Linked DNA regions of Homo sapiens: region 2 is linked to region 1. A link is an interaction called in ENCODE POLR2A ChIA-PET data of the cell type or tissue named here. Cell type or tissue: GM12878. All regions are shown on one strand. Links, peaks and the distances in the headings refer to the core of each region. The heading gives the core; the rest is flanking DNA.

The links. Peaks named below come from ENCODE experiments on the same cell type or tissue, not always from the same donor. Only the 100,000 strongest peaks of a DNase experiment are listed, where the experiment ranks them.
Region 2: POLR2A ChIA-PET joins it to region 1 with 7 read pairs; 2 of 35 experiments call an interaction of 5 or more read pairs at or near these places.

Annotation. Positions count from the first base shown.
Region 1 is chr2:64,099,308-64,104,689 of GRCh38, reverse strand. PELI1 (pellino E3 ubiquitin protein ligase 1) reads left to right here. Exons shown (of 7, transcript NM_020651.4): 4 at 4,191-4,292. Among named protein-coding and RNA genes, the nearest start is that of PELI1, 42 kb to the left of the region's middle. In GM12878, for the core only: no CTCF peak of the experiment used is centred there; a DNase peak (open chromatin) is centred at 3,288; H3K4me3 peaks cover 1,053 bases; H3K27ac peaks cover 3,332 bases.
Region 2 is chr2:64,292,762-64,298,143 of GRCh38, reverse strand. No RefSeq gene overlaps it. Among named protein-coding and RNA genes, the nearest start is that of MIR4433A, 45 kb to the left of the region's middle. In GM12878, for the core only: no CTCF peak of the experiment used is centred there; no DNase peak of the experiment used is centred there.

The sequences.
Region 1 (5,382 bases), core at 252-5,251:
AAAAAAAAGCTACATAAATTAACTTGGAGAATTTGAAAGACTTTTATGTGTTGTTTGTATTCTCTAGCATTCCCCTTACATTTCTATTTCAGAAATTGCCTTTTGTTTGGATTGGAGAAGAGACTTTGGAGACATGGTATTTGAAGAGCTGCCATATGGAAGGGGAATTGGACTTTTAAAAAAAAAATGACAAACCAGGATCAGTGGGTGGAAATTAGAAGGAAACACTCTGTTTCCTTATTAAAAGAGGTGGGATGGGGGACAGGGCTTTATCTAGTACTTAGAATTATGCAGCTGTCTGCCCTGAGAAGTGGGAAGTTCCCACTCTGTTACTAGAGGGGTCTCCCTGGACTGGATGAAGAATGTGATGTATAATATGTGTATTCAGGTATTAGAAGCACATTTGGATGAGGTAATTTTTAAACTAAGGGTCTTTACTTAAGATTCTTTGTATTGGTTGTATTCATTTTTGGTTTATAACTTCATATATTTGAGCATAGTACCTTGCACAAAGTAGACCTCAATAATTATTAAGTTGAATCAAAGCTATGAAGGCAATATCCAACTGCATCTACAATATAACTTCTCAACCCCCTAGCCTATTTCATGCTTCTAGCCCCCTTGTATTCTTCTAACAAAATTTCCAGAAGCTGGACCACCATTTCAGGATACTTGGGCTTTTCCTAGAGTGACAGACAAGGAGGGGGAATTTCACATCTTTATATTTTCTGTGAATTCATCTGCCTCCAATTTTATAACACTGACTTTGTGTTACAAAGAATTTAATATTGTAATGAGCAAATAAGAAAAATTAGAAAGAGTTCTTTGACTCCTGGAAGTACCTGTATCTTTAGCTAAGTAGCCCTAGGATGTACATTAATATTATACCATCTGAAGCATATCTTTGTAAATTAAATAAACAAGAGACAGAAAAATTGGCATATGATGTGGTTTTAGGTTGCAGCTTCAGTGTCTGAAGGTAATTGGCTTTTCAGCTTTGTTTTATATCCAGTTTGATTTGTGAAAGAATCCTTAGGCCTTGACTAGGACTCCTCTGTTACTATTTGGGAGCCAGTTGGTGCAGAAAAGGGACAGTTTCTTTTTGCTCCTTTGGCGAGAAGGAATATACTAAGCAGGTGGTGGAAGTAAACCTCAGATTGATTGAATCTGAGGAGCTTCTTACAGTAGCTCCCCCCGGAGTGCTCTTGACATTTTGGGTATGCCACTTTTTCATTGTTCAGTACTTTCCCACATACTACAGGACATTTATAGGTCCTTCACCCACAAAATGCCATTTGAGCCTGCAAATCCTCGTAACAGCCAAAAAATGCACAGCATATTTTCAGATGCCCCTTAGACTGCTAATACTACCTCTGGTTGAAAACCACTATCAGGGAAAATATTTCTAATCCCTGCCTCTGTAATACCATATTCTGTACTTTTCTTCCTATTTTACTCTGCCATGCCCTCATGTTTTCATTGTTATCTCTTTTTCATCTTTCATCTTTACTAGGCAATAAGAATCTTAGGGATCACAGATTGACTCTTGGCTGGGTGCGGTAGCTCACACCTATAATCCCAGCACTTGAGAGGCCAAGGTGGGCGGATCACTTGAGCTCGGGAGTTCGAGACCAGCCTGGGCAACATGGTGAAACTCCATCTCCACCAAAAATACAAAAAATTAGCCAAGCGTGGTGGCATGCCCCGAAGTCCCAGCTACTTGGCAGGCTGAAGTGGGAGGATCACTTGAGCCCGGGAGGCAGAGGCTGCAGTGAGCTGAGATCATGCCACTGTACTGCAGCCTGAGTGACAGAGTGAGACCCTGTCTCAGTTTAAAAAAAAAAAAAAAAAAAAGATTGACTCCTCCTCTTTAAATTTTGGAGGAATGTATTTGTGAGGTCATGATGAAAATTAAGCATTTAGTCTGGCAGTCATCTGGGATGAGTAGTTAAAACCCTGCGTTCTAGGCCAGTGAGACTCAAACGTAACTTGACATAGTTTTTATTCTCAGTCTTAGAGTAGGTTTAATAACTAACAAACAAAGATTACAATTTCAAAGCACATAAAAACCAATGTTTTAAAATCTCTTTAGCCACTAAGAATTAATTTTCAAAATACTGAGTAATTGTTTCATTGAAAAGTGAGCTGTTTAACGGGGCACAGTGGCACATGCCTGTTAGTCCCAGCTCCTTGGGAGGCAGAGGCAGGAAGATCACTTGAGCACAGGAGTTTAAAGCTGTAGTGTGCCATTTTCCTGCCTGTAAATAGCCACTGCACTTCAGCCTCTGCCACATAGCGAAACCTGGTCTCTTAAACATATATATATGTATATGTGTGTGTGCGTGTGTATATATATATGTATATATATGTTTAAAACTTGTAAAACAATTATATAGTATATATGAATACCTAAATGTGTAGAAAGAAATATGTAAAACATGCATGTAAATGATCTACACTGCATTCTTGAGGTTGGATACCTCTGTAGAGAAAAGGGAACTGGGAGAGACATGTAGGCAGCCTCAATTGTATCTGTAGTTTAATTCCTTAAAAAAATCAGACGCAGGCCAGGCACAATGGCTCACGCCTGTAATCCCAGCACTTTGGGAGGCCGAGGTGGGTGGATCACGAGGTCAGGAGTTCGAGACCAGCCTGGCCAACATGGCAAAACCCCGTCTCTACTAAAAATAAAAAATTAGCCGGGCGTGGTGGCATGCACCTGTAATCCCAGCTACTCAGGAGGCTGAAGCAGGAGAATCACTTGAACCTGGGAGGCGGAGGTTACAGTGAGCCGAGATAGCACCACTGCACTGCAACCTAGGCGACAGAGCGAGACTCTGTCTCCAAAAAAAAAAAAAAAAAAAATCAGAAGCAAAAGTGGCAGTATTAAGCTTTGATAAAGCTGAGTCGTTAGTATAATCTCTTCTATATTTGGAAATAGGGTATTTCTGTATTCTCTTTGTATATTTGGAAATTTGACAGTCTTAAAGCTGTTGTTTTAAGGCTTTATCTATTACAGATTAGTTGCAAATTGAAACCAAGTAAAAGCTTATGATGCCAAACTTCTAATTAAGAAGGATTTTTTCATTTAGCTTCTTTGCTGTATATAATTATTCTCTTCTTTGTGTCTGTTTTATGCAGCCCATTTCTACTTCCTTTGTGTGATGACTAGATTTTTCCCCTCCTTTGATATTATCTTCAACTCATATACATAGAAAACACTTGAAAACAAAACTGAAAAGTTCTTTTTAGCAATGTTTTTAGTTTGAGATAAATCAGAAGTACAGTCATAAGCATTACATCCCTTTCCTTTGGTAATGTTTAATCATTCTATGAATGTTTCTTTTGTTTTTTTTTTTTAAATTTTTTTCTTTTATCTCCTGGGACCAAATCCCAAATGCATTTTTCTGTATCTCACCCAGCATATGGCCAACATTTGTCATCTGTAGAGTCACAAAATGGTTAGAAAACCAGTTAACTTGGCTTATGAGTGAACTTTATAGCTCTCTGAATGACTTCAAAAATAAGATTCCTCTTATTTTGCAAGATTTTCTTATCAGAGCAGTACTATTGTTTTCTGTTTTTATGTGGGATTTGGTTTTGATTATAATTTAAAATACTTAATAAGGGAGTCTAGTGGTTTGATAAAAGAAAATTATGGGCCGGGCGCAGTGGCTCACGCCTATAATCCTAGCACTTTGGGAGGCTGAGGCAGGCGGATTGCCTTAGCTCAGGAGTTCAAGACCAGCCTGGGCAACATGGTGAAATGCCGTCTCTACTAAAAATACAAAAAAAATTAGCCAGGCGTGGCAGCGTGCACCTGTAGTCCCAGCTGCTTGGGAGGCTGAGGTAGGAGAACCACTTGAACCTGGGAGGCGGCGGTTGCAGTGAACCGAGATTGCACCACTGCACTCCAGCCTAGGCAACAGAGCAAGACTCTGTCTTTAAAAAAAAAGAAAGAAAGTTATGTTTTTATTCTGTAACTGCTTCTAAATATTCTTCAGTACCCCATTCAACCCGAGAAACTACTGTCACAGCTGACAGGAGTTATTAACCTCTCTAAATTTCAGGGGGAAAATGTATAAATATGTCATGTATTTGATAAATAGTTTTCCCTTTTTTTAATGAAAAGATTATCTGATTGGATTGACCTGCCTACTAATTTTTGCTATTAACTTTTTCATTCTTAGGCAATAAGCAACAAAGACCAGCATAGCATATCATATACTTTATCTCGGGCCCAGACTGTGGTGGTTGAATATACTCATGACAGCAACACCGATATGTTTCAGGTATTACAACATCTTAAATTTTTTTTCTTAAGAAACGAAAAAGTTAAAAATCTATTGTTGGTGACTTTTGCTGAGGTCAGAGGATTATCAGATTTTTATATTGTATTTTATTAAAATATAGATTGATTGCTAACCCTTATAAATAGAAGTCAATCTAGCATGGTTGAGATGGGCTCCAGAATAAGAATTACTGGTAAATATTACATAACCATTATATGCCTCAGTTTCCTCCTCTGTAAAGTGCAGATAATAGACTCTCCCCTATGACTGTTAAGAGGCTTAAATGATCTAGTACATGTAGAGTACTCAGCACTGTGCCAGGCACTTAGTAAAAACACTTAGTGAATAGTAGCTATTATCCAAAAAAGAAAACAGTAAATACTCTGCATACATTTATGACTTTTTCTACCACTACCTCCCACCTTCCTCTCTAGACAATAAACAATCCAGGCACTTGCTAACTATTTGTATTATCTATGTGAAATCAAACCTTTTTCTCAGCATGTATTTGGTCAATGCTACTCATGCAATAAAAGTATTTTTCTCTTACTTTTTGTACCAATCCAGTGCTGATATTTTATAAACTGATAGATTTTAGGACAGTCAGTTCCAAAGATGTAAATAGAATCCTTGATCTTCTCCCTTAATATTGAGCTCTCTGAAGCTTAGGCTTTTTAAAAACAAACTTAAGTACAACATAAATTGCCTGATAATGTTGCTTTTATAATTATTGTCACATTGACTTCCATTTTTCTTTATTTTACAAGGCAAATAAAAGTGAAAAGACCTGGAAATATATTTAATTTCAGTCAATAGTGAAATATTTCTTTGAAGCCACTCCCTCTGCCCAACCCTTTTAATGAGATGAGATACTGAATTTCTTTTCTCTAGTTAATATTAGAATGTGGGCATTTATTATGTTTTCCTCACTTTTACCAAAAATAAATAAGATCTTTAAGGAAGATTAATGTTTAGATCCAAGAAAAACCGAACACAAAGCTTTAGGATGATTTTTCACATTTTGTTTCACTGACAAGCAGTGAAAATGAATGAGCTTAGCTTTTTTTTAAAATCAAGATGCTACTAGGCC
Region 2 (5,382 bases), core at 195-5,194, 190 kb before region 1:
AGGGAGTGTACACCAATAAATTAAACCAAATAATTAGAAGATGAAGCTCTGTTTCTCAATGGACCTGAGCTCTTCTGCTGTATGAGTTTAGATCTTCATTTGGTTGTCAGACTGAATGGGATTCCAAGGGCATTCATGACTCTCAAAATAAAAACATAACAAAGGGGGTCCTAAATTCCTGTGATAAGACGACATATACTGTTCAATAATAATAAAGTAAATAAGTAAAAGGGTGAATTAATAAGGGAAATGACCCAATTGAGGGGAGATTACTCTACGTTTGGAGGAGTACAGGCTGATGCTGTCTTCGCCTCCTCCCTCTCTCTTCCAAGGAAAAGGAAACAGTCCTTGAACCCAGGAAGAGAATGGTGGCTTGGGCTCCAGGAGACTCATGGGTTCTCAAGTAGTAGGGTAGCTGTTTCTTTGCAGATGTCTCAGTCTCAGAGGTGAATAGCTAGGTGGTAAACCAGAGGGCTGGGGGCCAGGAGAGATGTGGGAGCTTGATGCCAGGACCTGGGGCTATCAACCACTGCAAACAATGAACCTAAGCAAGAAATAGAAGCATCAGAGCAGCTTTTCTCTGAGTGCTGGGACAATGAGCACATCACTGGGTAACCAGTGTGGACTGAAGACTAGGGAGCCTTGTCTGGAAAATTTTGTTCTGTATAACATCCCTAAGACCTTCTCATAACTTGATGGGAATATTCCTGCCCCAATAACTAGTAATCTGTAGAAAGCAGAGGCTCAGGGTGAGATGTAATTTGATTTAGAAAGTAATTTTGAGCAACTTTTGTGTCCAAATTTGGTGTTTGCAAACACACACCTGCCACAATAGCCACTTTTTGTCTTAGTATTTATATGCCAGCCATGGAGCTGAAGTATTTACATGCTTAATTCTTACAAAAACCACTGAAGTATGTATTACTATTGCTTTAGACTTAGCTTTGCGGGGGAGCAGTGTCTGACACCCCACATCCTAGAAGGCAAAAATGTTTTAAACTGTTGGAAACAAGGCAGTGAGCAGATTTTGTTATGTAAGTAATGTAACATAAGTCACGTTGCTACTTATTCTTCGAGTGTGTAAAAACTGAAGCGCTCCATTAAGATAAAATATAAAAACAAAGAAAAACAACAAATACTCTCATAGGAGAGGTTGAACAAGAATCAGCAGTATCCTGGGTTTTGAAATGACTGACCAGCTCAAAAGAAGCGAGCATTCAGAACCACGGACAGAGGCATGACCATGCAGGGGCAGCCCCCCACCCCCCAAAATAAAAATGCATTTCACTCATGCCACCCCTAGGATTATCCCCGCTTTACAAATGAAGGAAATAGGCACAGAGAGATTAAGCAGCCGCCCAAGGTCACATTGCTGATAATGAAAGAGGTGGGAATAGAACTCAAATTCACCTGATCTTAAAGCCTATACAATTTTACTGTTGAAGCCAATCTTTCCCCTCCCCTTCCTCCCTATGATGTTTTGATGGGTTTCGTTACAATTTGACCACTCTCCTTAAGACTATTCATTCTGTTAGTCACATTCTCAATTAAAAAAAAAAAAAAGAACTGCATCTGCATCTTGGCTGCTGAAATGGCATTCCAGATTTGAAGCAAGAGAGGCAAGTGCAGGAGGTGCACTGATATCCCTAAGATGTTCCCTTTTTCTTTCTTTGTTCCCCTTTAAGCCTAGAGCTGTGGAAGAAAGGTGGTGTTGGAGACACACAGAGCCACACTATCTTCAGCTTACTGCTTCCAAAATGCTGTTTCAGAGCTGTTCCATCCCCCGCACCTCCCCCTGAACCAGCCAGACGTCCTCCCGCCCACCTGCCATGTGCTGGCCATGTGCAGTTAAGCTGCCTGTCCCTAGCACCTCTCTGGGGTGGCAACAGCTCTATCCTATCAGCGATCAGCTGCAGAAATCCCACTGCTCATCAGCACCCCTGCATCTTGAGCTAGAAATAGCCCTGGAGTCTCCATGTACCATGAAGAGCAGAATAGGGAAGGATGTGGATGATTTTTTTTTTTAAAGCTATCTGGTACTAAATTGTTTTTCTGTTAGGCTGTGTGCATGAGTTCTCTCCAGTGTCAATACAGGCTATCCACATTTGGGCAAAGGAAGCTATACGCTGTCAGCCCATACAGAGAGCTGGGCAGGCAGCCTAACAGCCCAGTTACCTGCTGCTTCATCCTCCATCTTCAGGGTAGCAGAGTGGCTCTTTGCCTCTTGCTGACAGCTTTGATCTTAGATGTCCTCTTACAAATCTTTCCTGCTTTTGCTAGGAGTCACCCTTTGTCACTCTGAGAACTGAATGTGTGGGAGCAGGGCTTAGAGGTGTAGGGGTGTGAAGCGGTAATCACAGTTCACAGAGTGAGGCCATCACACTGGGCAAAACCCCAACCCACAGCTTTCTGATTGAATGCGAAGTGCAGGTGCTCTCCACACTCTCCCTCATTACTTTGTCAGTCTTCTTAAGAACCTGGGGACTTCTCACTGGGCCACCTCTGGTCCTTAGGCCACCTTTGACAGAATCTCTTGCCAGGGTTCATGGCTTAGAAGCAGAGCCTGGCTAGATTTCAGCCCCTACTTGCCCCCTTGGCTGGGTGCCCTTGTGCAAGGCAATCCCACACAGCTATGCATGCAGTCCCTTGTCCTGTTTGTCTACCTCCTCCTGCTGGTGTTGAGATGGTCATTTCTCACATCCTCGTCTGCTTTCCATGCTCTGTTTCCTCGAGGCCAATGAATCAGCTGCATTTTCTGTACTCTCTCTCCTGAGCAGCTTTAATCTAAGAGCTACCAGGAAAGGAGGGTCCCTAGACACCGAGGATCTACACCACAGGGAGGATCCTTGGTTACCGAGTTCTAGTAGCTCAGGCATCTGTTACAGAGCCTGCAGTTGCCACATACTGTGGACCATTCTGGAAGACATAAGCCACATACATTTCCAAATGTATTATTGTCTGATGGTCCTATGAAGATATCTTTTTTGGGGGTAGGCTGTAACATGAGTAAAAACAGAAAGAAAAAAGAAGAAAAACAATAACACCTTGAACAGACTCAAAGCCCTTCATTAATAATTTGTTCACCAAATACGTATTAAGTGCCTATTGTGTGCCAGGAACCCTACCAGGTTCTAGGATACAAGAGTCAACAACAACAACAACAAACCCATGAATCCTGTCCTTATGAAATTGATATAATGGGAGAGAGAGATTAAACAAAAACAAATCCCACAAATGCATACAATTACAAGCTGTAAACGTTCTGTGAATGAGAAGTGCTTACTGCCCTTTGAGGACAGGGAGTGTCTCATCTGTCTTGGCCTCTCTAATGCCTGTTACTCAGTAGGTGCTAAATAAATTTTTGTAGAATCAGTGGGTAGATGGGTGGCTACATGAAATGAAGAATGATTGCACAGCATAAGAATCATCTAAAGGCACATCATCTATAAGAGGTTGTGAGGACTGAGAGCCTTTAGTGCTGAGTAACTTTCTCACCATGGTCATTAATTTTACTTGTAACCTCAGACTATCAAAGCTCTCTGCAGGTCAGCTGTAATTGAGAGTGCTATACAGAGGCCCAGGCATGCAGCATCTCCTCACCAGAACTTGTTTGCTTCTCCCTGAAATTCTTGAACTGGAAGTATCTTCCTGAAAATCAAGTAGTTTTCTTATTTTTATTTTTTAGAGACAGGGTCTTGCTCTGTTGCTCAGGCTAGAGTGCAGTGGGGCAATCATGGCTCACTGCAGCCTCTAACTTCTGGGTTCAAGCCATCCTCCTGCCTCAGCCTCCCATGTAGCTGGGACTACAGAGACCTGCCACCATGCCCAGCTAAAATTAAGTAATTTAAATAGTCCATCAATGAGGTGGAGTAAAACCTGCTGCAGGTGCTGTGGGATTTCTTCCACACTTAGTTTTCATAGCATTCTTTGGGTTTTCCTCTGGGCTTTACAGCATTGTGGTCATCTCTGAAGCTTTGATTTCCTACTCGTCTTGGTTGAAGACATGCACTAAAAAGAACTCAAATAAAAGTGGGAATTATAAGGAAAGAGGTGGGAATCTCATAGGAACCAGTTTAAAAGTAGAGGTGTTATGTACCCTGAAAATATATACATCTATTACTTATTGATAAAACATAAGTAAATAGGCCGGGCATGGTGGCTTATGCCTTTAATCCCAGTACTTTGGGAGGCCAAGGTGGGCAGATCACTTGAGGTCAGGATTTCGAGACAAGCCTGGCCAACCTGGCGAAAGCCCGTCTCTACTAAAAATACAAAAATTAGCCAGGCGTGGTGGCCCACAGCTGTACTCCAGGCGACTCGGGAGGCTGACGCAGGCGAATCGCTTGAACTTGGGAGGCAGAGGTTGCAATGAGCCGAGATCATGCCAGCCTGGGCAACAGAGCAGGATTCCATCTCAAAAAAAGAAAAGAAAAAGAAAAAAAAAAAGAAAGTAAATAAATAAACAACAACAAAAATAACAACAAAAAAAGAAAGAGCATTGTTTCTCCCTCTTTCTCCCTCTCTCTCTTACCCACACTCTGAAACCATGATATTTCTTGTCTTTTCTTTACTCTGCTTTTCTTCCCCATCTTCTCTTCAGCTGACTTTCTCTGCAAGACTCTTGCTTTGGCTCTCCCAAAACTTGGGCTTGTGCAAGGCTCTGGCTTGCCATGGCCCCAGCTCTAGCTTCAATTCCTAAGGACTGGATTAGTCAAGACTCCCCGGGATACAGAGTCAAGACTCTCTGAGTTGATACATACTCAAACCAAACTAGCATCAGCACAAATAAAATAATTCAGGCTGGGCTCGGTGGCTCACGCCTGTAATCCCAGCAATTTGGGAGGCTGAGGCGGGTGGATCATTTGAGGTCAGGAGTTCAAGACCAGCCTGGCCAACATGGTGAAACCCTATCTCTACTAAAAATACAAAAATTAGCCAGGCGTGGTGGTGCATGCCTGTAATCCCAGCTACTCGGGAGGCTGAGGCAGGACAATAGCTTGAGCTTGGGAGGCAGAGGTTGCAGTGAGCTGAGATCACACCACTGCACTCCAGTCTGGGCTACAGAGTGAGACCCTGTCTCAAAAAATAAAATAAAAATAATAAAATAATTCAATCACATAATTGAAAAGTCTGAAGGTACGTAGCTGTAGCCACAACTGAATATTTCATCATTAAATAATATGAGCCATCTCTCTGTGCATGTGCATCTCTCTCTCCATCATTCTCACCCTGCTTTTATTGATATTGCCTGATGGCAACATGGCAGCCAGCAGCTACAGATTTACATTGCTCCTCCTCTCAATTTATAATCCCAGAGGAAGAGAAACCATTTTCCCCAGTAGTTCTGGCTACAATCTAGGGGACTCTGGTTGGCCCAGTTTT